Linked DNA regions of Homo sapiens: region 2 is linked to region 1. Evidence: read pairs that join two places in POLR2A ChIA-PET (ENCODE). Cell type or tissue: PC-9. All regions are shown on one strand. Links, peaks and the distances in the headings refer to the core of each region. The heading gives the core; the rest is flanking DNA.

Region 1 (12,165 bases), core at 5,513-8,012:
TGGTTGTTATGTTTGCTGAGGTCGGGGTACTCCTCCTCAGGCTTGTAATTCAGCTTGAACTTGTTGTGGGTGTTACCGAATGGCATGGTGGCGGTGTAGGAGACCTGATGGGCAGGGCAGGAGGGGAAGATTGAAGATTAGCTGGCATCTTTTTTCTTCTTCTTCTTCTTTTTTTTTTTTTGAGACGGAGTCTCGCTCTGTCACCCAGGCTGGAGTGCAGTGGCACGATCTCGGCTCACTGCAAGCTCCACCTCCTGGGTTCACACCATTCTCCCGCCTCAGCCTCCCGAGTAGCTGGGAATACAGGCGCCCGCCACCACGCCGGCTCATTTTTTGTATTTTTAGTAGAGACGGGGTTTCACCATGTTAGCCAGGATAGTCTTGATCTCCTGACCTTGTGATCCGCCCGCCTCGGCCTCCCAAAGTGCTGGGATTACAGGCGTGAGCCACTGCACCCGGCCTTTTCTTCTTTTTTTTGAGATGGAGTCTCACTCTGTTACCCAGGTTGGAGTGCAGTGGCGAGACCTCGGCTCACTGCAGCCTCCACCTCCCAGGTTCAAGAGATTCTCCTGTCTCAGCCTCCTGAGTAGCTGGGATTACAGGCGCACACCACCATGCCTGGCTAATTTTTTTGTATTTTTATTAGAGATGGGGTTTCACCATCTCTACTGGTTGGCCAGGCTGGTCTCGAACTCCTGGCCTCAAGTGATCCACCCGCCTCGGCCTCCCAAAGTGCTGGGATTACAGGCGTGAGCCACTGTGCCCCGCCTAGCTCGCATCTTGCAGACAGCAGCAAGAGAACTGGGCAAGGCGTTGGGGTCAGGCAGGCTGTGTAACTTGGAGCAAGAGAAATCCTCTCTCTGAGCCCCTGTGTCTCAGCAGGAAGGCATCCGGAGTCTTAGATCAAGGGCCTGGCTCTGCCGTATCCCAGTTGGGTGAGCCTGGACTAGTCATTCTTGCTGGAAACTCAATTTCCCCAGGTGGAAAACGGGCCCCTCCCGGAGGCTGGAAAAATATTTTGTGTGGGTAAGAGTGTAGGTTCTGGAATCAGCCCAGGGTTTGATTCCCAGCTCTGCTACCTACAACCAGCTGTGTGGCCAGGGGCAAGTTGCTTAACCTCTGTGCCTCAATTTACTCATCTAGAAAATGAGGATCCTAACAGCACTTGCCGCATGGGAGTGTTGAAAAGATTAAATGTGTGAATACAGGTGTAGCTCTCGGAACAGTGCCTGGTACACAATAAGCATTATTTCACTTAGCTGCTATTATTATTATTATTATTATTATGTTTGAGACAGAGTCTCGCTCTGTCGCCCAGGCTAGAGTGCAGTGGCATAATCTCAGTTCACTGCAACCTCCACCTCCCAGGTTCAAGCAACTATCCTGCTTCAGCCTCCTGAGTAGCTGCAACTACAGGCGTGTGCCACACCTGGCTATTTTTTTTTTTGGTATTTTTAGTAGAGTTGGGGTTTCGCCATGTTGGCCAGGCTGGTCTTGAACTCCTGAACTCAAGTGATCCGCCCACCTCTGCCTCCCAAAGTGCTGAGATTACAGGCATGAGTCACGGCACCTGGCCTGTTGTTGTTATTTTAAAGGTTCGTGCGAGGAGCTGGTGAGAAGGTGGAGGTGAGGGTGCTGCTGGGAGTATGTGAGCAGGTTCTTGGATTATCAATCCAAAGACAAAGGGCTGGGTCGGGGGAGGGCTGGGTAGCTGCCCCCACCTCTGCCTGCTGACAGTTCTCCCACAGGGCTCAGAAGGGAAGAAAAGCTCAGCCTCTGGGTCGTCAGAGGCAGGTTCAAATCCCACCTATGCCATTTCCCTGCTGTGTGACCCCAGGCCAGTCACTAGGCCTCTCTGGACCTCTGTCTCCTGTGAACTGAGCCTGCCCCGTAGGATTGCCAGGATCCTCTGAGCTTGGCCATGAGGTTGGCTGAGCACAGGCCCTGGCATGGAGTTGGAGCCTGGAACCCTGGTGGCTGCTATTATTGTTATTTGTTATTACTACTTTTTTGCAGAGATGGGGTCTCACTATGTTGCCCAGGCTGGTCTGGGACTCCTGGCCTCAAGTGATCCTCCAGCATCGGCCTCCCAAGATGCTGGGATTATGCGTGTGAGCCACTGCGCCAGGTCCTACTGTTATTATTATTTTATTCACTGGACCCAGAAAGGAGAAGGGACCCAGAAAGGAGAAGGGGCCTCCAGCAGCGGTGGGAGACGGGGATGGGAAGCAGGTGGGATTGTGGGAGGGAGATTGGGACCACGGTGAGCTGAAGCCAGGGAAGAGGAACAGGGACCCGCCAAAGACCTTGGGTGCTGCTGTCCAGGGTGGTTATTTTTAGAATCTGGCAACTGCCTGCCATCCCACCCCCAGCTGCTGCCCCGCCCCACCCCCACATTCCGGGGCTCGGCTTGCACCAAGTCAGCAGGCCCAAGACAGGTGGGCCAGGGTGGCTGGGAGGACACGGGTCCAGGCCTCGGGGCTCAAGGACATCCTGGGATGGCAGCCCAGACCCCCTCCCTTCAGAGGATGCCCCCCTAATCCCTGCCAGGGACACCCCAGGAGAGGGCACTGAGGCAGGGTGGTGACCCCCCCCACAAGAGACATAAGCAGAAAGCCCCAGAGCCACACACCCCCACCACCGCAGACTCCCCAGATCACACTGTAAACTAAGTCACACAGTCACACTTCCAAACTCAAGGACATGCCCAGGACACTCATGTGTCCGCTACTAAGTCAGAAACAAGGTCACAGGGACCCACACAGTAGCAAACGCAAAGAAAGCCTGCGACACCTGCTCTTGCAGACTCTGCTAGGCGACAGACACACCTCCCACGGCTTGTGGCGCCAGTGTTGGCGACAAACTGTAATGAACACAGGCCTGGCTCAACAGCCCCTTGCAGGGGGTGACAGTTGGCAGCTGTCAGGACCCCTTTCATCTCGGATCCCTCCCCATAACCCAAGACTTGTGCCGCAGAAATCACAGGTCCCAGTGGGGGGTTCAGGCAGCCTCACAGATGGAGGGGCCTCCCAGACACACAAGGGTCAACCTTCCCACGCACCGACCTGCCTTTGTATAGGAGGATGTTGGTGGAGCAAGGGGTGACACACAGACCCTTTCCCAAGCCAAGCCTCTAGCACCCACAGAAATCCCCTACTCTGGCCCCCACCCAGATTCCCGCCCCGTGCAGTACCTGGCTGGGCTGGGCTGAAGGGGGGCTGTCTGTATCCTGGAGGTGACACTGACCCAAAGGAAGGGCCAGCAGCCGTGGCCTTATATAGGGGGACCTAGGCTGTGCTATTGGCTGGGAGGGGTTGTCCCCAGGGAGGAGTTCTGGAGGGCAGCTGAGCCTCTCACCTCCCTGCTCCCGCACCATACCCACCCTGAACCCAGGCATGCTTTGCGCCCAGCCCCATGGCCTTGTATGGGCTGAGCCGCCCCAGGGGCTGGGCTCACGCCCCCCCACCAAGCTGATACCCTGACCAAGTGCTGAGTTGGGCTGGCGGTGGGGACAGCTGGCCCCCCGCCGGGAACATGGGACGGTGGCTGGGAACGTCCCAAGCACGTAGAAGCCACCGTCCCCTGGCCCCTGAGTCTCCTTCAGCCACCAGCCCTTCCTGTGGCCCTCGGCTCCCCCTGTGCCCCCTGGGCCCTCACCCCTACCCGAGTCCCAGCGGCACCTCGGGGAACCAAGGTGTGGCTCCAGGAGGAGCAGATACCCTGTGAGCTGGAGGAAGCAGAGGCCGGGAGAAGGACCAATTGCAATGGAGGGCAGTCTAACCCCAGAAACCCGCGCTTGGGCGCCCCTTCCTCCTAGGGACTGAGTGGAGGGGAAACTGAGGCTGGCTGAGTTGGAGAGATTCAAACTCAGGGCAAGGGTGGGAGGCGGTGGTCACCCTCCCCCCCACTTAACCCTCGCCCCCTCGGTGCCACTGGGAGATTTCCGCTGTGCGGGGGACAGGGAGGGTCTCGGTCGCCGGGAAAGGAGTTATTTTTAGAGGGCGCTTTGCTGTCTCCTCTGCCGCAAAGGCCGAGACCCGAGGCGCTGGGTATGGGGGGGTTCGGGGGCAGGTGTTGGAGGGGGGTTCGCCACGTGTCCTGGTTAATTATAACCGGGCGTCTCGGGTGTCCTCGGGCCTCGCCTCCTTACAAGGGCAGCCACGGGGCCCTGGGTGGCCGCTCCCACCTCCCGGGGAAGGGGGCTGGGCAGCGACGCCGTTCAGAGCGCGGGCGCCAGACTCGCGCAGATCTGGGCAGAGCAAGCGCTCTCGGCGCCTCGGCTGTGAGCAAGGACTTCCAGGGCTGAGAGGGGGGTTCTGTGGAGGAGAGTACAGTATAGAGGAAGCCGCTTTCTCCTCCTGGGACGCGCCAGGATTGCAGGCTGATCGGGTCTCCTCCTCCAGGGAGCTCCCAGGATTGCGACGAAGAAAAGAATGTCCCTTCCCTCTGAGTTCCTCCCTATCCCAGGGTCTCCTGGGTCTCCTTCACATCTTCTTAGGCAGGTGAGGACTGGCTTAGAGAAAGGGAGCCTCTGTGCCTCTCCCTCAGACTCCTGATCTGAGGGGGGAGGGGAGAGGGGTGCTTTAGAAATATTTACATGGGGCCCAGCCCTTTCCCAGCAAGCTCAGATTGCCGAGGGTCTCCTTCACGGTTACGGAAACTGAGGCCCAGAAAACCAAATGGAACTGGTCTCGAAACAGGGATCTATCAGGCACTTCCTGAGGCTACAACAAAACACAAAACCCCCGCCGTCCTGGAGGTGATAGTGCAAGAGGGTCACAGATGAGGGGACGGCACAGCAGCAGGGGAGGTCGAGGCAGGCCTCTTTGGGAAGATGACATCTGAGCAGAGACCTGAAGGAGAACAGGGAGCCAGCCATGTGCGGCTCTGGGGGGAACAGCAGGTGCAAAGGCGCTGAGGTGAGAATGGCTGGGCACATCTGAGGACAGACAGGAAGGAGGCCAGGGGACTGGAGCAGATGGGGCCAAGGAGAGAGTGGGAGGAAGAAGATGAGGTTGGAGGGGAGACAGGAGCAGACCCATGGTGCCCTAGGGGCTGTGGGAGGAGTTTTAATCCCATTGTGATTGACAGTGAAAATGTTAGATGGGCCGGGCACAGTGGCTCAGGCCCGTAATCCCAGCACTTTGGGAGGCAGAGGCGGAGGCGGGTGGATCACTTGAGGCCAGGAGTTCAAGACCAGCCTGGCCAACATGGTGAAACCCCATCTCTACTAAAAGTACAAAAATTAGCCTGGCATGGTGACACACGCCTGTAATCCCAGCTAGCCAGGAGGCTGAGGCATAAGAATTGCTTGAACCTAGGAGGTGGAGGTTGCAGTGAGCTGAGATGGCACCATTGCCCTCCAGCCTGAGTGACAGAGCAAGACTCAGTCTCACAAAAAAAAAAAAAAAGAAAAGAAAAGAAAAAGAAAATGTTAAATGAACCAGGTATAGAAAGACAAACATCACAAGTTATTTGTGGGATCTAAAAATCAAAACAAGGAGGCTGAGGCAGGAGGATTGCTTGAACCCAGGCAGTCGAGGCTGCAGTGAGCTGTGATCGAGCCACTGCTGCACTCCATCCTGGGCAAGAGAGTGAGACCCTGTCTCACACACACAAAAATTAATTAAAATAACTAAAGGAGTATAATTGGATTGTTTGTAATATAAAGGATAAATGCTTGAGAAGATGGATACCCCATTCTCCACGATGTGATTATTACAAGTTGCATGCCTGTATCAAAACATTTCATGGCCGGGTGCAGTGGCTCACGCCTGTAATCCCAGCACTTTGGGAGGCCGAGGTGGGCAGATCACCTGAGGTCGGGAGTTCAAGACCAGCCTGATCAACGTGGAGAAACCCTGTCTCTACTAAAAATACAAAATTAGCCGGGGTGGTGGCACATGCCTGTAATCCCAGCTACTCGGTAGGCTGAGGCAGGAGAATCGCTTGAACTCGGGAGGCAGAGGTTTCTGCGGGCCGAAATCGCGCCATTGCACTCTAGCCTGGGCAAAAAGAGTGAAACTCCATCTCAAAAAAAAAAAAAAAAAAAAGAACAAAACGTTTCATATACCCCATAAATATACACACCTACTAAATACCTACAAAAAATTTTTTAGAATAATTTTTTAAAATATTAAATGGAAAAAATCATCATCATCATCCCACTGTGAGACTGACAGGAGGCACTGAGGGTCATAAGCAGGGAAGAGGCTGGATCCATGCCACACGCATTTTGGGTGGCACGGTCCAGCCACACCTTGTGGGAGGGTTTGTTTTTTTTTTTTTTTTTTTGAGATGGAGTCTTGCTCTATCACCAGGCAGGAGTGCAATGGTGCGATGTCAGCTCACTGCAACCTCCGCCTCCCAGGTTCAAGCGATTCTCCTGCCTCAGCCTCCCGAGTAGCTGGGACTACAGGCATGGGCCACCACGCTCTGCTAACTTTTATATTTTTAGTAGAGAAGGGGTTTTGCCATGTTGGCCAGGCTAGTCTCAGACTCCTACCTCAGGTGATCCACCCACCTCGGCCTCCCAGAGTGCTGGGATTACAGGCGTGAGGCACCCTGCCGGGCCCATTGCACATTCTTTTTAGCCACACAGTGCCAGAAGCCTTTTCTATGTTCGGGGATTCCCCACTGTAAGCCCTCCTCCTTTGGAGAAGCCAAAGATGCCAGAAACTCAATTTCCCAGAATCCCTTGCAGCAATGGTCCAGGCCAGTGACCTGGGCTGAGCCAATCAAACGCTCCAGCAGGACCTTGTGCCGTGAGCTCCCTCTGCTTTGAGTCTTAAAGAAACAGTTGGCCTTGGGGAGCTTTACAACCCTCATCACGTATCTTCATCCCACCCCCCAGAGCCCGACTGTCAATCCGACCTCTGCCCCTCCACTGCCCACTCTAGCTCAAGACCGCCTCCACTGTCCCTCCTGACCCAACTTCCTCCCTGGACTCCTGTCCCAGTCTTTGCCATTCCCACCTAAACCCTACCTGCTGACCTCCCCTCCTCAGAGCTTGCCATGGCTCCCCAGTGCCCTCAAGGTAAATGAGTATTTGTTGACTAAATAAATAATAGTAACTGTATCTGGCAGATGTAGGCGAGAGTAACCACTACCCAGCTTAAATAGAAAGGACTCTGCTATTGGCTGGGCGCAGTGGCTCACGCCTGTAATCCCAGCACTTTGAGAGGCCGAGGCGGGCGGATCACGAGGTTAGGAGATCGAGACTATCCTGGCTAACACGGTGAAACCCTGTCTCTACTACAAAAATATACAAAAAAAAAAAAATTAGCCGTGCGTGGTGGCAGGCGCATGTCGTCCCAGCTACTCCGGGGCCTGAGGCAGGAGAATGGTGTGAACCCGGGAGGCGGAGTTGCAGTGAGCCGAGATCGCACCACTGCACTTCAGCCTGGGCGACAGAGCGAGACTCCATCTCAAAAAAAAAAAAAAAAAAAAGGACTGTACTATCATGTATTAGGCACTGACAAAATCGTTGGAAGGGCTGAAGGAACACTGCTCGGGCCCCAGAACTACTTTCCTACTTTCCCTCTGGAAAATCTAGTCTTTAGCTTTCCAGCCTCTTCATTGACAGGAGAATGTGCTCGAAGGAGGTTAACATGGACATTAAACAGCCACTCCACAAAGAAGCTTTTGTTTGTTTGTTTGTTTGTTTAGACATGGGTTCTTGATGGGGTCTCGCTATGTTGCTCAGGCTGGAGCACAGTAGTTATTCACAGGCACAATCAGAGTGCACTGCAGCCTCCAATTCCAAGCCTCAAGCAATCCTCCCGCTTCAGCCTCCCGAGTAGCTGGGACTACAGGCGCGCACCACCACTCCAGGCCCTGACAGTTAACTTTTATTGAATACACCTGTATGTCAAGTACTGTGCTAAGTGCTTTACATATGTTGACTTATTTAACGTCCCCAACAATAAGGCTCAGAGAGGTTAAGTGACTTGCCCAAAGTCACACAGCTGGAAGGGGGCAGAACTGGGAATCAAACAGGTACAAGGCTGCCAAGAATGGATTCAGGCTTTGGTGGAAATAACTTCCAGGCTTCTCCCCGACGTCAGACTGTATTGTCAGCCTCTTTCTAGGTCATCAGGCTCTAGTGTACCCACTTCCCCAACCCATCTCCCATCACCCCAGCCATCTGACTTCAGGGTCCAAGGACTTTAATGGGTATTCACTAGTTTAATTTTCCAACAGTCCTATGAAGTGAGTACTGCCAATTTTTTTTTAATTTACTTTTCTTCTGGGAGTCTAGAAGGTACTGCCGTTTTTACAAATCAGGAAAGTAAGGCTGGCCCAGAGAGGTTGCAACACTTATCGAAAGTCACACAGCAGGGAAGTAGCAGAACAAGACTGGACTAGGCTGTCAGTCCTGGAGCTTGTCTTCCTAATCTCTTCCTGATCCCCACTTCTTCATGTCGAACCCCCTTTTCACAGAGGACGAACGCTGGGGCCGAAAAGGGCAAGGGAGTTACCTAAGGTCACAGCCAGTATAACTGGAATTACAGTCTACACTCTTCTCCCTCCATTCCCAAGGCAGCCCTGCCCTCAAACCCTGTCTTACTCTTAAGCATCTCATCTGTCTCTGTCCCTACCCTCAGGAAGAGGCTGCCACCTCCAGGAGAGACTCTGGGAGGGCAGCACTCCACCCCCATGGCCCACCACCCTGTAATGCCCTCCCCCATGCACTCCTCAAATCCCTTTCCCAAACCGGGCCATTTACGATGCCATTTGATTCATAGAAGACAAGTTGTAAATCAAGGCCAGACCCAGGGCTGGGGAGTTGAGACCCTGCCCATTCCTCCTTTCTCTTCCTGGAGAGCCAGGCCAGCCTGCAGCCCCATAATCAGCTGACCAGGGTCTGGTCCATAGGGTAGTGGGTGGTGAATAAAATAACGTCTTTCATGGCTCCCAACTTGTCCTGCCCCAGTCTCTCCAAATCAATCAATCTTTTTTTTTTTCTTTGAGAGGGAGTCTCGCTCTGTCACCCAGGCTGGAGTGCACTGATTCGATCTCGGCTCACTGCAACCTCTGCTTTCCGGGTTCAAGCCGTTATCCTGCCTCAGCCTCCTGAGTGGCTGGGATTCCAGCTGCCATCCACCAGCCTTGGCTAATTTTTGTATTTTTAGTAGAGACAGGGTTTCACCATGTTGGCCAGGCTGGTTTCCAACTCCTGACCTCAAATGATCTGCCCTCCTTGGCATCCCAAAGTGCTAGGATTACAGGCAGGAGCCACTGCGCCTGGCCTAATTTTTGTATTTTTAATAGAGATGGGGTTTCACCATGTTGGCCAGGCTAGTCTTCAACTCCTGACCTCAAGTGATCCGCCCGTCTCAGCCTCCCAAAGTGCTGGGATTACAGGCATGAGCCACTGCACCCAGCCCCAGATCAATCAATTTTATCAAATTAGCTATACATTTCCCTCTAGGTGCTGCTTTAGGTTTATCCCAGGTTGTTTTTTGTTTTGTTTTGTTTTTTTCTTGATGTTGTTTGTTTGTTTAGAGACAGGATCTCACTGTCTCCCAGGCTGGAATGCAGTGGTATGATCTTGGCTCATTGCAGCCTCCATCTCCTGAGCTCAGCGATCCTCCCACCTCAGCCTCCTCAGTAGCTGGGATCACAGATGTGTGCCACCATGCCCAGCTAATTTTTGTATCTTTTGTAAAGACACAGTCTTGCTATGTTGCCCAGCCTGGTCTTGAACTCCTGACCTCAAGCAATCCTCCTGCCTCAGCCTCACAAAGTGCTGGGATTGCAGGTGTAAGCCACCATACCTGGCGTGTTTTTTTTTTTTTTTTTTGAGACGGAGTCTCGCTCTGTTGCCCAGGCTGGAGTGCAGTGGTGTGATCTCGGCTCACTGCAAGCTCTGCCTCCCGGGTTCACACCATTCTCCTGCCTCAGCCTCCTGAGTAGCTGGGACTGCAGGTGCCTGCCACCACATCCAGCTAAATTTTTTGTGTGTTTTTCGTAGAGACAGCGTTTCACTGTGTTAGCCTGGATGGTCTTGATCTCCTGACCTCGTGATCCACCTGCCTCAGCCTCGCAAAGTGCTTGGATTACAGGCGTGAGCCACCGGCCCGGCCCATACCTGGCCTGTTTTTATATTCTATTATCATTTCAAATGTATTTTTATTGGAACTGTTATATTTGGAGTGTATGGATGTTCACACTTATTCATATTTTATTTTCTCAAATTTACTCTTTTTTTTTTTTTTTTTTTTTTGAGATCGAGTTTCGCTCTTGTTGCCCAGGCTGGAGTGCAATGGCGGATCTCGGCTCACCGCAACCTCTGCCTCCCAGGTTCAAGCGATTCTCCTGCCTCAGCCTCCCGAGTAGCTGGGATTATAGGCATGTGCCACCATGCCTGGCTAATTTTTGTATTATTAGTAGAGACAGGATTTCACCACGTTGGCCAGGCTGGTCTCAAACTCCTGACTTCTTGATCCTCCTGCCTCGGCCTCCCAAAGTACTGGGATTACAGGCGTGAGCCACTGCGCCCGGCCAAATTTACTGTTTTTATTGAGGCATAATTTATTTTCTTTCCTTCCTTCCTTCCTTCCTTCCTTCCTTCCTTCCTTCCTTCCTCCCTCTCTTCCTCTCTTCCTCCCTCCCTCCTTTTTTTTTTTTGAGACGGAGTCTCACCCTGTCACCCAGGCTGGAGTGCAATGGCGTGATCTCGGCTCACTGCAACCTCTGCCTCCCGGGTTCAAGCGATTCTCCTGCTTCAGCCTTCAGAGTAGCTGGGACTACAGGTGCGCGCCACCACACCTGGCTCATTTTTTGTATCTTTAGTAGAAACGGGGTTTCACCATGTTGGCCAGGCTGGTCGAACTCCTGACCTCGTGATCTGCCCACCCAGGCCTCCCAAAGTGCTGGGATTACAGGTGTGAGCCACCATGCCCGGCCTATTGAGGCATAATTTCTATTTGGTGAAGTGCCCTAATCTTAAAATCAATGAACTTTTATATTCGTGTACATGTGAATAAGCATCACCAGGATCTAAACAGAGACTACTACCAGCTCCCAAAGAAACTCTCTCATGTCCCCTCCCAGTGAATGTCTCTCTCTCCTCCAAGAAAATGTTCTCGCTGAGCGCAGTGGGAGGCCTAGGTGGGTGGATCACTTGAGGTCAGGAGTTCGAGACCAGCTTGACCAACATGGTGAAACCCCGTCTCTACTAAAAATACAAAAAATTAGCCAGGCGTGGTGATGCATACCAGTAATCCCAGCTACTTGGGAGGCTGAGGCAGGAGAATCTCTTGAACCCGGGAGATAGAGGTTGCAGTGAGCCGATATAGTGCCACTGTACTCCAGTCTGGGCAACAACAGTGAAATTCCATCTCAAAGAAAAGAAGAAGGCCGGGCCACCCTCTGCCTCCTGGGTTCAAGCGATTCTCCTGCCTCAGCCGCCTGAGTAGCTGGGATTACAGACACGTGCCACCACGCCTGGCTAATTTTTGTATTTTTAGTAGAGACGGGGTTTCACCATGTTGGTCAGGCTGGTCTTGAACTGCTGACCTTGTGATCTGCCCACCTCAGCCTGAAAAGTGCTGGGATTATAGGCAGGAGTGACCGCGCCCGGCCCATTTGTCTAATTTCTTTTGCTCAACTTTTTTTCTCTTCGGATTCCTTTTTTTCTTTCTTTTTTTCTTTTTGTACAGATGGGGTGGGTCTTGCTATGTTGCCCAGGCTGGTCTTGAACTCTCAGCCTCAAGTGAGCCTGCAGCCTCCAATTCCAGGGCTCCAGGCTTAGCCTCCCAAAGCGCTGGTGTGGCAGAGAATAGGGAATTAGGGTAACTGGGGGTTCATCAGGTACAGCCAGTTTGCATAAGCAACAGAATAGCAGGTGCAGTCAGTTCATGGAGGCAGGAGAGCCACAGGTGCATACAGGCTCTATTCTCCCTCCCATGATAATAAGCCACTCCAGCCTCTGATTGACTGCGAGCCAGGTCTCCACTTGGGCTCTGATTGGTCATGAGCCAACCCTTCATAGAGTGTAACCAATTGGAGGCCTCTGAAGGGCACCTAGGGGTGTTGCCGGGTCCTTTTTAGCTTAATAAAAACCCTAACTGGCAGGCCTGGCGCGGTGGTTCGCCTGTAATCCCAGCACTTTGGGAGGTCAAGGCGGCCAAATCACTCAAGATCAGGAATTTCGGACCA
Region 2 (12,165 bases), core at 3,205-5,704, 430 kb after region 1:
TCCTGCCTCAGCCTCCCAAGTAGCTGGGACTACAGGCGCCCGCCACCACACCCAGCTAATTTTTATATTTTTAGTAGAGACAGGATTTTGCCGTGGTCGCCAAGCTGGTATCACCTCAAGTGATCCACCCATCTCAGCCTCCTAAAGTGCTGGGATGACAGATGTGAGCCATCGTGCCTGGCTCTGGCTAATATTTTTGTTTGTTTTTTTGTAGAGACAGAGTCTCACTGTGTTGCCCAAGCTGGTCTTAAACCCCTGGGCTTAAGCAATTCTCCCGCCTTGGCCTCCCAAAGTGCTGGGATTATAGGAGTGGGCCACCAAGCCTGACTTGTTTCTATGTATTAACTCACATTTAATCGTCAGGACAAATACCGAAGGGAAAAGCTAATGTGGTCCTGTTTTGCAGGTGATGGAACTGAAGCCCAGAGAGGTTAAGGTCACAGAGATGAGCCTGAGTCAGGGCCTGGCTCAGAGCCCACACACATCATCTCCATGCCACGCAGACCTCCAATCACACCCAATGACTTGCCTGTCCCCAGACACCCCGCGCGTGTCTTCTCATGCCTGCAAGCTCTTACTCAGATAGTTTCTTCTTCTTTTTTTTTTTTTTTTTTTCTGAGGCGGAGTCTCGCTCTTTTCGCCCAGGCTGGAGTGAAGTGGCGAAATTTCGGATCACTGCAAGCTCCACCCCCTGGGTTCAAGCGATTCTCCTGCCTCAGCCTCCCAAGTAACTGGGATTACAGGCACCCGCCACCACACCCAGCTAATTTTTGTCCCTGACATGTAGTGTTGAGGACTGGTCATGAAGTGAGAGACTGGAGTCAGGGAGATGAGGAAAGACACTGTTCGGAGTGATCTAGACGGGACAATTAGGCCCAAGCTAGCGCTGTAGATGAGAATGTGGATAGAAGTGAGTAAACCTAGAAGATGTTAATGAGGAAGAATCGAGAGGCCAGAGGGAAAGGCCCCAGTGACCTTGAGGGGGTCGGCTAGGAGACCCTCACTGTGTTGAGGAAGGCGGGAGGAGGTACTGGTGTGGGCGGGGAGAGGGTGAAGCATCCTCAAGGTGCCCAGTCTGGGGAAGTGTTGATTCCATTCTCCCACTGAGCCAAGGCCCAAAACAGCCCTGAAGAAACCTGAGTTCTTGCCCTCTACTTTCACAGTCCTGACTGAGCGGCCTTGGATAAGCCCTCAGTTTCCACACTGTAAAGTCAGCCTGGGGGCCCACCCTGACCCGGGACTGAGGAGCATTGTCTGGAAGGCAGGAACTGCAGTTGGATGCAGATGGGGTGGGGGATCTGAGCTGTTTCCCTCTCCATCCCTGCAGGGCTGGGTCAGAAACCAGCCTGGGGCCCAGCCAGGCGGAGGAGACACTCTACCCCCTCCAGCTCCCCAAGCTCTCAGAAGTCCTGTCTCCAGGGGGCGTGCCAGAAGCCTCGGAAGAAGAAGCTGACCCAGGCATCAGGTACAAGCTGTCACTGGAGGCAGAACTAGAAGCCCAGGTCACCCAGGAGCAGGGCTCCTTCTCCAGGGATGTCCTTACTCTGGGGGCCTTCTCAGCACCCTGTGCCGGGGTTCAACTCCCAGCTCCTCCTTGTATTAGCACTGAGGCCTCACACCCGGAAACTTGGGGTTCACTGGTCTATGGCAGAACCTGGGCATCAGTATTTTTTTTTTGAGAGAGACTCTCACTCTGTCCACCAGGCTGGAGTACAGTGACACAGCTCACTGCCACCTCTGCCTCCCAGGTTGAAACGATTCTCCTGCCTCAGCCTCATGAGTAGCTGGGATTACAGGCATGTGCCACCATGCTCAGCTAATTTTTGTATTTTTAGTAGAGACAGGGTTTCGCCATGTTGGCCAGGCTGGTCTTGAACTCCTGACCTCAAGTAATCTGCCTGCCTCGGCCTCCCAAAGCGCTGGGATTACAAGCATGAGCCACTGCGCCTGGCCAGTGTTTTTTAAAGGTCGCAAGATGATTCTGACAGGTGGACAGGGGTTGAACAAAGAGGCCTGTGATTGAGGATCTGGGCATTCCCATACCAGGCCAGGCATAGCTTTGACACTGACAAGGATGTTTCCCACCTGAACCCTATTCTGGTGACAGGCAGGTGACTCCCAGGCCCCTCTGACACCTGAACCTCTGCTCCCCCAGAAAGCCAGACTCGGACCCCGAAGCCTCGCCGCTCTCTGGCCCTGAACAAGCCTGAGAAGCTGGTGGCCCCATCCCCAGACCAGAAAGGAAGTGGCACAGGGGGGACCACTACCCCTCCAAGGTGCCCTGACTCCTGCGGTCACCCGAGGCCTGCATCATCCTCACCTCCAGGTGACAGAAAAGGAGGACAGTCCCAGCTGACGCTGTTGGATCTGGCCGAGGACACCATCCACTGTGACATCTCAAGTGGGTCTCTTTCCTCACTCTGAACTTAGTCTTTCAGTAAGATGCCACTCTGGGGGCACCTGCTGTGTCCCAGACACAGTACCCGTAGTGGGGGCTGCAGCAGTGAATAGGAAACACCGCCTCTTACTTCTCAAGCTTGTGGCCTTGCTCTGGTGGTCTTCATCTCAGGCTGTGTCGTGGCTGTAATGGGGGGATGAGATCAGCGTCATTGTCTTGTGTGGGCTTCCCATCACAGAACCAGGGAGGAGGGCAGGGCCTCCGCCTCAGGCCTCACTTGGCTCTCCCATGCCCCAGTCACTGCACTGGTTTGGAAAACGTGTGGTGATGCTTTCAAGCAGAGAGCTAGGCCAGAGGGAGGGAGGTCGGAGCTCGAGGCTTTGAGGCCTCAAGTCATCTCGTTCCTCTATTTGTTCATTCAGCCTTTTCTTTTTTTTTTTTTTTTTGAGATGGAGTCTTGCTCTGTCGCCCAGGCTGGAGTGCAGTGGTACAATCTCGGCTCACTGCAACCTCTGCCTCCTGGATTCAAGCGACTCTCCTGCCTCAGTCTCACGAGTAGCTGGGATTACAGGCGCGCACCACCACGCCCAGCTAATTTTTGTATTTTTAGTACAAACAGGGTTTTGCCATATTGACCAGGCTGGTCTTGAACTCCTGATCTCAGGTGATCGCCCACCTTGGCCTCCCAAAGTGCTGGGATTACAGGTGTGAGGCACTGTGCCGGGCCCATTAGAGTTTTTTGTTTGTTTTGAGACAAAGTCTTGCTCTGTCGCCCATGCTGGAGTGCAGTGGTGCACTCTCGGCTACTGCAACCTCTACCTCCCAGGTTCAAACAATTCTCTGCCTCAGCCTCCTGAGTAGCTGGGACAGGCGCCCGCACCCATGCCCGGCTAATTTTTGTATTTTTAGTAGAGACGGGGTTTCACCGTGTTGGCCAGGCTGGTCTTGAACTCCTGACCTCGTGATCCACCGCCTCAGCCTCCCAAAGTGCAGGGGTTACAGGTATGAGCCACGGTGCCCAGCCCCCATTACAGCTTCTGATAGGGATGTGGGATTCAAAAAACCCAGGGGTGATTTGGGGCACCCCTCAGCCTCACACCAACGTGACACCCTGCATCCTGAGGTTTGGGCTAGGATTGGGGAGTGAGAGGGTGTGTGGCAGAAGCTGGCACCCCTTTGTCCCCTGCTTCTGGGCTTCCTGGAATTTGGTCCAGTCCCCAGGCATGGTCATCCTGATCTGCCCCTTAGGCTGCTGGTGCCAGGGCAGTGTCCAGGATGACGCACCTTTCCCTGCGCTCCTGGCTCAGGAAGATGTGGCGAGGATCCATTTTCTCAACAAGACCCAGCCCCATCCCAGGTAAGGGCGTCCCCAGGGCACTGAGTGAGTGGTGCTGAGGGGTTTGGTCTGGCGTGGGTGAGGGGTAGTGGGAAGACAGGCCAAGTCACGTCCTCTGCGGGTGCCCCTTGAGCACCAATGGAGGCCCAGCTTTGTGTCTGCCATTGTGAGCTCGCAGGAAAGCCTGACTTCCCATTTCCCAGACATGGTCACAGCTTCCTCACCAGTCTCTTTGCCTCACCTGTTGCCCCTCCATCCCATCCTCATGTGACCACATGGCTTTTCCAACACAGAGACGTTGACCACGGAGTTTGTGGCTTAAAGCCCTTCCTCAGGCCTGCAGCATAGAGTCCAATATTTTTGTTTGTTTGTTTGTTTGAGACAGGGTCTCACTCTGTCGCCCAGGCCAGAGAGCAGTGGCACAATCATAGGTCACTGCCGCCTCAACCTTCAGGGCTCAAGCAGTCCTCCTGCCTCAGCTTCCTGAGTAGCTGGGACCACAGGTGCACACCACCACACCCAGCTAATTTTTTTATGTTTATTTTTTGTAGAAATGAGGTCCCCCTATGTTGCCTAGGCTGGTCTTGAACTCGTAGGCTCAAGCAATCCTCCCACCTCAGCCTCCCAGAGTGCTGGGATTATAGGTATGGGCCACTGCACCCGGCCCGGATATTTCACCTGGCCTTTGAGACCTTCAGTGGCCCCCAACTCACCTCGTCAGCCCTCTCTCCTGCCCTTCACCCATGACTCTTATACTTCACACTGCCACACATTTGCCATTCCCCAGAAGCCCTGCGCCAGCCCCTCTGAGCTTCTCACATTCCAGTACTTCTTCCTGGATAGCCTGCTTCCCTGTGCCCCTGGAAAACTGCCCATCCCTCAGGCTGAGCCCACTGCTCTCCACTGGCTCATCATCCTCCAGCGCCCTCGGTCACAGCACTGCTTACGGGCTGGGCTATCCTCATGAGACTGTAAGCTCCCTGAGGATGGGAGCCTCGACTGACTGAGCTTTACACCCCCAGCACTCCCCCAGGGGCCAGTGCAGAGTGCCAAAGGGGCCCCATAGCAGTTTCTAGCCCAGAGTCTGTGAGTCTGACTCTGAAACTCCACCTCTTGCAGGCAGAAGCTGGTGTTCTATGATTCCAGCGAGGATGTGGACAAAGGGTCCCTAGACGCTGACCCTTGGCTCCCTGCCTGGACCCCAGAGAACAGCCCCCAAGGTGACTGCAACTCTGTCTCTCCTCCTTGTAGGCTGGTGTGGGCCTTCCCATACTTTCAGTCTGAGGATGTCTATGGAAGAGAGGAGGCGGGAAAGGGAATGGAGATCCCCTAAGCACAGGGAAGGCAAACACACAGTGCACCTGCCAGCTCTCCGCCACCGCTGCCACGGAGGCTTGACAATCAATCACCACTCTTTCCTTGAGCCCAGACATGGCCTCAGAATCATTCTGGGTCTTTTTGGTTTGTTTGTTTTCTTTTTTGAGATAGGGTTTCACTCTGTCGTCCAAGCTGGAGTACAGTGGCGCAGTCTCAGCTCACTTCAACCTCTGTCTGCTGGGTTCAAGTGATTCTCCTGCCTCAGCCTCCCGAGTAGCTGGGATTACAGGTGCCCACCACCATGCCCAGCTAATTTCTGTATTTTTAGTAGAGATGGGGTTTCACCATGTTGGCCAGGCTGGTCTCAAACTCCTGACCTACGGTGATCTGCCCGCCTCAGCCTCCCAAAGTGTTGGGATTACAGGCATGAACCACCCCTCCGAACTCTTTTTGTGTTTTTGTTTTGTTTTTTCTTTTGAGACAAGTTCTCGCCCTGAGGCTGGAGTGCAGTGGCGCAATCACAGCTCACTGAGGCCTCCAATTCCTGGACTCAAGGGATCGTCCTGCCTCAGCTTCTCAAAGTGCTGGGATTACAGGCACGTGCCCCTGCTCCCGACCTCAGAATCCATTTTTTTTTTTTGAGACGGAGTTTCACTCTTGTCTCCCAGGCTAGAGTGCAGTGGCACTATCTCAGTTCACTGCAACTTCTGCCTCCCAGGATCAGGTGATTCTGTGTCAGCCTCTGAGTAGCTGGGATTACAGGTGTGCACCACCACGCCTAGCAAATTTTTATATTTTTAGTAGAGACAGGGTTTCACCGTGTTGGCCAGGCTGGTCTCGAACTCCTGACCTCAGGTGATCCACCTGCCTCGGCCTCCCAAAGCGCTGGGATTATAGGCGTGAGCCCCCGCATCTGACCTCAGAATCTTTCTTGTTGCAGAGCTGCAGGTAGTTATAATCAGCCTATGGGACTTTGCACATTATGATATTGATTTTTCTTTTTTTTTGGCCATCCCTGACATAATGCCAAACATCATTTTGCTTCATTTCTTCTTCTTTTTTTTTTAAATTTTGAGACAGGGTCTCACTCTGTCACCCAGGCTGGAGTGCAGTGGCACGATCTCGGCTCACTGCAACCTCTGCTCCTGGGTTCAAGCGATTCTCCTTCCTCAGCCTCCTGAGTAACTGAGATTACAGGCACGTGCCACTACCCCCAGCTAAGTTTTGTATTTTTTAGTAGAGACGGGGTTTCACCATGTTAGCCAGGCTGGTCTTGAACTCCTGATCTCAAATGATCCGCCCACCTTGGCCTCCCAAAGTGCTGGGTTACAGGCGTGAGCCATCGCAGCCGGCTGCCTCTTCATTTCTGTGATCAAGAATTCAAAATGAGAAACTGAGATTCGCTTTCCGTAGCATCAGGCACTATCTCCTCAATGCCAGCTGCTGTGCTAGGGCAGAGGGTGATCTCTGGCCACACCCCTGAGTCTGCTGTTCCCTTTCCAGGGAGCCCACTGTTCCTGGGGCCTCCCCAGATTGATGTCTGGAGTGGAACAGGCCACCCAAGTGAGATCCTCGGGCTCAGCCCTAGCCTTTTCAGCTCCCCAGGGAAACTGCTGCCAGACGAGATCTTGGAGGATGACATGGAGTACCTGACCCAAGGTGAGGCCCAGGCCTGGCCCTGATGCTTAGTTCATTCGGGAAACATACGGTGCCCAGGCCTGCGCTGGGCCATCCTGGGTGCCCGGGGTGAATCCTGCCCTGGCCCTGCCTCAAGGAGCCCACGGCCTAGTGGGGGAGCAGCCACAGGCTGGTGTGGTGCATGGGTGGCTTTAGAAGCCCATAGCAGGACTTGAGCTCACTCTGTGTGTTGGAGGTGACCCAGGGGAGTGGGCTGTGAGCGGGATTTGGACCTAGGGTGGGAGATCCTGAAGGAGAACGCCAGAGACGGGGACTCCGGCTAGCAGGGACGGTGTGGCTGAAGCTGGGCGGTGTGGGAGAAGCATTTCCACTCTGGCTGCCCCTCTGGTCTCCCTCCCTAGCGGCTTTCTTTGAAGAAGTGTGCTTAGATCTGGAGTCTTCACCTTCAGCCTACACGCAGGAGGCTCCACAGGAAAAGGTAGACATCCTCTGCCCCTCTGTCCACAGACACATCCATCCGTCTTTCCACACACGTCACTCATGGCTTCATTCACTCATCCACTCCCTCACCCTTTCAGCCACCATCTACCCATCTGTCCTTCCACTCATGCGTCTCCTCATCCTTAAAACCGCCCCCCGACCCTCTCTGCGCTCACTGGTGGCCACCAGATGCCGGCTCTGTGCTGGGCACGTGGAACGAATTGGACAAAATGGATAAAAAAGGATAAAAGCTGCCAGGTGCCCATAGAAAAGAAAACTCACATCATTTTATTCATTTATTTTATTTTATTTTATTTTATTTTATTTAGACTGAGTTTCCCTGTTGTCGCCCAGGCTGGGGTGCAGTGGTGCGATCTCGGCTCACTGTAACCTCCGCCTCCCGGGTTCAAACAATTCTCCTGCCTCAGCCCCCCTAGTAGCTGGGATTACAGGTGCCTGTCACCACACCCGGCTAATTGTGTATTTTTAGTAGAGATGGGGGTTCACCATGTTGGCCAGGCTGGTCTCCAACTCCTGACCTCGAGTGATCCGCCCACCTTGGCCTCCTAGAGTGCTGGGATTACAGGTGTGAGCCACCGTGCCCAGCTTCCCACATCATTTTACAACTACTCTACGAAGCAGGGTCTCCTGTGGCCCCATTTTACAGATAAGGAAATTGAAATCAAAAGACTAAGCTGGGCGCGGTGGCTCACACCTGTAATCTCAGCAGTTTGAGAGGCTGACGTAGGCGGATCACCTGAGATCAGGAGTTCAAGACCAGCCTGGCCAACATGGGGAAACCCCATTTCTACTAAAAATACAAGAAGTGTCCGGGCGTGGTGGCTCACGCCTGTAATCCCACTATTTTGGGAGGCCGAGGAGGGCAGATCACCTGAGGTCAGGAGTTGGAGACCAACCAGTCTGGCCATCATGGCGAAATACTATCTCTACTAAAAATACAAAATTAGCCGGGTGTGGTGGTACGTGCCTGTAATCCCAGCTACTCAGGAGGCTGAGGCAGAAGAATCGCTTAAACCTGGGAGGCGGGGGTTGCAGTAAGCCAAGATGGCACCGTTGGACTGCAGCCTGGGCAACAAGAGCGAAACCCAGTCTCAAAAAAGGAAAAGAAAAAGAAAAAGAAATTATCAGGGTGTGGCCGGGCGTGGTGGCTCATGCCTATACTTCTAGCACTTTGGGAGGCTGAGGCGGGCAGATCACCTGAGGTCAGGAGTTTAAACCTAGCTTGACCAATATGATGAAACCCCCTCTCTACTAAAAATACAAAATTAGCTGGGCGTGGTGGTGGGCACTTGTAACCCCAGTTACTCAGGAGTCTGAGGCAGGAGAATCACTTGAACCCAAGAGGTGGAGAATGGAGCTGAGATGGTGCCATTGCACTCCAGCCTGAGGGACAAGAGTAAGACTCCGTCTCAAAAAAAAAAAAAAGAAAGAAAAGAAAAAAAAGAAAAGAAAGGAAGAAAGAAAGAAAGACAGGGTCTTGCTTTGTTGCCCAGGCTGGAGTGCAGTGTCACCATCATAGATCAGTGCCTTGAACTCCTGGGCTCAAATGACCCTCCCACACCACCATGCCCAGCTGGTTTTTTAAATTATTTTTAAATTTAACTTAATTCAATTTCTTTTTTTTTTTTTGAGACAGAGTCTCACTCTGTCACCCAGGCTGGAGTGCAGTGGTACGATCTCGGCTCACTGCAACCTCCGCCTCCTGGATTTAAGCGATTCTTGTGCCTCAGCCTCCAGAGTAGCTGGGACTACAGGCGCCCACCAACATACCTGGCTAATTTTTTAGTATTTTTAGACAGAGTTTCGCCATGTTGGCCAGGCTGGTTTTGAACTCCTGACCTCAGGTGATCCTCCTGCCTCAGCCTCCGAAAGTGCTGAGATTACAGGCATGAGCCACTGCGCCTGGCCTATTTTTTTTTTTTTTTTTTTTTTTTTTTTGTAGAACAAGGTCTCTCTATGTTGCCCAGGCTGGTCTGTAACTCCTGGCCTCAAGCAGTCCTCCTGCCTCAGCCTCCCAGAGTGTTGGGGTTACAGGCGTAAGCCACCACACCCTGCCAATCTGAGCTGCTGCTAATGCTCATGTTATGTCCTAGAAAAGCAGTACTGGGGGGATGAAGGGGCACCACTTGTCTCCCCTCCCATCTTTCTCCCTCATCATGCCCCAGGACACAGCCTCCAAGGCCCCCAAAGACCCTCCTGAGTCCCACAGCCTGCACCGGTCCTCAGTCTCGCTGGACCACTGCTACCTCTCGCTGAGCGGGAACAGCAAGGCGCCATCCAGCTCCAGCTCCAGCTCCAGCTCCAGCTCCAGCTCGGAGGACAGCGACTCGGAGCCCCTGTGGAAGCAGCGAGAGGTGAGAGACACGGCCGCATGCCAGGGCCAGCAGGGCCTCCTTCCTCTCTCACCACCCTCTCCCTCCCCCAGGATATGCAGGCCAACCCTGTGGGCACGCCGGGCTCCAGCGAAGAGGACGAAGACACCACATGGACCCCCACCCGGCTGGCCTCACCCCTGCTGGCAGCTGAGAAAAAGGCCACGAAGGGCCAAGTAGCCAGGGCCCCTGTGAAGCCCAAGGAGAAGAAGAAAGGCCCCTGCCCACCCCAGATGAAGAAGAAGTGTGTCAACGGCTTCATCATGTTCTGCAGGATGAACCGGAAGCAGTACATCCGGTGGGTAGGGGGTCGTCTTTGGCCCTGGGGAAGGCCCTGGCTTCGTTCTCTGCCCGCAGCCTGGCCATGCCGCTCCTCACAACTGTCTGACACTTTTTCCCCCTCCGAGACCCCACAAACCCTTCGTGGACCACAGTTCTTCCCCAGAACTGAACCCGGCCCCATTGTATTGGACAGGGTCCATCCATTGTCAGCGCTGAAACCCAATTCAGGCTTTAGACTTCAGAAAAAAAGGAGTTTTTTTTGTTTTGTTTTGTTTTTTGAGACAGAGTCTCACTCTATTGCCCAGGCTGTAGTGCAGTGGCACAATCACAGCTCACTGCAATGTCTGCCTCCCGGGCTCAAATCACTGCAACCTCTGCCTCTCAGATTCTCCTGCCTCAGCCTCCTGAGTAGCTGGGATAACAGGCGCGCCATCAGCTAATTTTTGTATTTTTAGTAGAGACAGGGTTTCACCATGTTGGCCAGGCTGGTCTCGAATGCCTCACCTCAAGTGATCTGCCTGCCTCGGCCTCTCAAATTGCTGGGATTACAGGTGTGAGCCATCAGGCCCAGCAAGAAAAGAAAATGAATTGGCTTATATAACCTAGAAAACAAGGGCGGGTATAGACTGCCTTGAGACATAGCTGGTTTTAGGGCTCACACAGGCTGTCTGGAATCTTTGTCCTTTTCACCCAGTTCCTCTGTCTTCCGGGCTGGCTTCATTCTCTGGCAGGTGGGGTCACCCCAGGAGGCACAGGCTCGGGTCCTGTCCCCCACCCAAGCGACCCCGGGAGGAGGAGAGGTCTCTAAGGTTTTAAGCAAAGTCCTTGGGACTGACTTTGGTAGATCCGGTGCCAACCCTGAACCAGTCACTGCCAGGCCTGGAGCCAGGGGATGGGGAGGCCCCCCCCAAGCCACAGTGGAAAACAGCTAGTTCCTTTACAGGAAGATCCAGATGTGGGGGCCAGGAGCGGTGCCCACAGGTCCCCTGCACTCTCCTGGGACACCAGGTGCCCCCTTGTGAACAGCCGCTGAGTCCAGCTCCCTCTGCCTCCTCAGCTCCAGAGGGTGGTCTTGGAGGCCTTGTAGACCCACAAGGCTAGGAAGGGTCTGAGTTCTCAGTCAGGGTGTCCTGCAGACCTCTCCTTACCTCCTCCTCCTTCCTGTCCCAGATCCTGCCCTGGAACCGCTTCCACAGCTGCCACCAAGGAGCTGGCCCAGCTGTGGCGGGTGATGACCCAGCAGGAGCGGAGGCCATACTGGTGAGAGGCTCCGGCCCCGAGGTGTGGGTGGGGGGTGGAAGAGCCTCCCTACCCCGGAACCCTGCTCTGTCTCTGGAGCCTTGGGTGTCATGGCATGGGAGACTGGGCCGAGGAATTTGCGTGTTGCCCCTTCTTATGAAACCCTTGGGGGTGACACAGGTGTAGGGGTACCCCACCACAGCTAAGCTGGGGAACAGCTGAGCCCAGACATGGACCCCTGCCTCAATTCTTTTGCTGTCTCTGCCACACGACTTTCTCGGGGCGTGGTCTGATTTTCCTGTCGCTTGGCCACCTCGACTCCCCCGAATCCTGTCCCCTCCACCTTCAAGGAGCTGCCACCTGCCCTGGCTCCTGACTTTGAACACATCCCAGAGCCCTTGGCCGAGTCCCATCTTACTGACTGGGACTTGGTGGACCCAAGGCTCGCCCAATAGAGGCTAAAACGGTGGCCCAGGCCCCTGCGGGGACACAGGATTGGGAGTGGTACAGGGATGCCCGGGAGGCGAGTGAGGAAGCCAGGCCATCCTGCCACCGTCTCCCCAGCACCAAGGCTCGCAGGTTCAGCCGCCAGCACAACCGCATCGTGAAGCAGGACGGCTCCAGCAGCGAGGCTGAGGACTGGGAGACGCCAAAGCCCTTCTACCAGCTGCTGGCCGAGAAGGCCTTGCCGCTGCCCCCGCACCTCCAGTGAGAGGGCGGCCCCTCGCCTCGCTCCCCTCACCCCTCATGGCAACCGCGGCTCTTGCTGGAAGCCAGGACCCATCGATGAACTTGTCCCTCCTGGGCCTCCAGCCCCTGAGAATGCAGGTCCCATGGGACTGGGGAGGGGGGCACTGATTAGCCCCAACCGCTGGGCACATTTGCCTGGAGCACCAGAGTCACCCACAGCTGCCTTGATTCTCCCCCAGGCTTAGGAAGGAAACCCAAAATGAAATGCGGGGTGTCGGAAGGTGAAGTTTACCCACCCCTCTCCCCTTCCCTTCCCCACCCCAGAGCCACTCGGTTGCAACCCTGTTCATGCTCACCTCACCCTACTCCTCCCTCTCCTGTTCTATTTTTAG

Evidence for each region. ChIA-PET counts read pairs that join two places held together with the same protein. Peaks named below come from ENCODE experiments on the same cell type or tissue, not always from the same donor. Only the 100,000 strongest peaks of a DNase experiment are listed, where the experiment ranks them.
Region 2: POLR2A ChIA-PET joins it to region 1 with 12 read pairs; 2 of 35 experiments call an interaction of 5 or more read pairs at or near these places.

Annotation. Positions count from the first base shown.
Region 1 is chr19:45,319,628-45,331,792 of GRCh38, forward strand. It overlaps CKM (creatine kinase, M-type), which reads right to left and starts at 3,248. Exons shown (of 8, transcript NM_001824.5): 1 at 3,194-3,248; 2 at 1-104. The coding sequence starts at 86. RefSeq lists an enhancer at 3,972-4,214. In PC-9, for the core only: no CTCF peak of the experiment used is centred there; a DNase peak (open chromatin) is centred at 6,684; H3K4me3 peaks cover 921 bases; H3K27ac peaks cover 317 bases.
Region 2 is chr19:45,752,324-45,764,488 of GRCh38, forward strand. It overlaps MEIOSIN (meiosis initiator), which reads left to right. Exons shown (of 15, transcript NM_001310124.2): 6 at 1,328-1,465; 7 at 2,156-2,401; 8 at 3,647-3,755; 9 at 4,854-4,954; 10 at 6,555-6,710; 11 at 7,091-7,167; 12 at 9,356-9,544; 13 at 9,616-9,860; 14 at 11,015-11,104; 15 at 11,648-12,165. The coding sequence ends at 11,795. Among named protein-coding and RNA genes, the nearest start is that of DM1-AS, 9.4 kb to the right of the region's middle. RefSeq lists an enhancer at 11,219-11,773. In PC-9, for the core only: no CTCF peak of the experiment used is centred there; no DNase peak of the experiment used is centred there.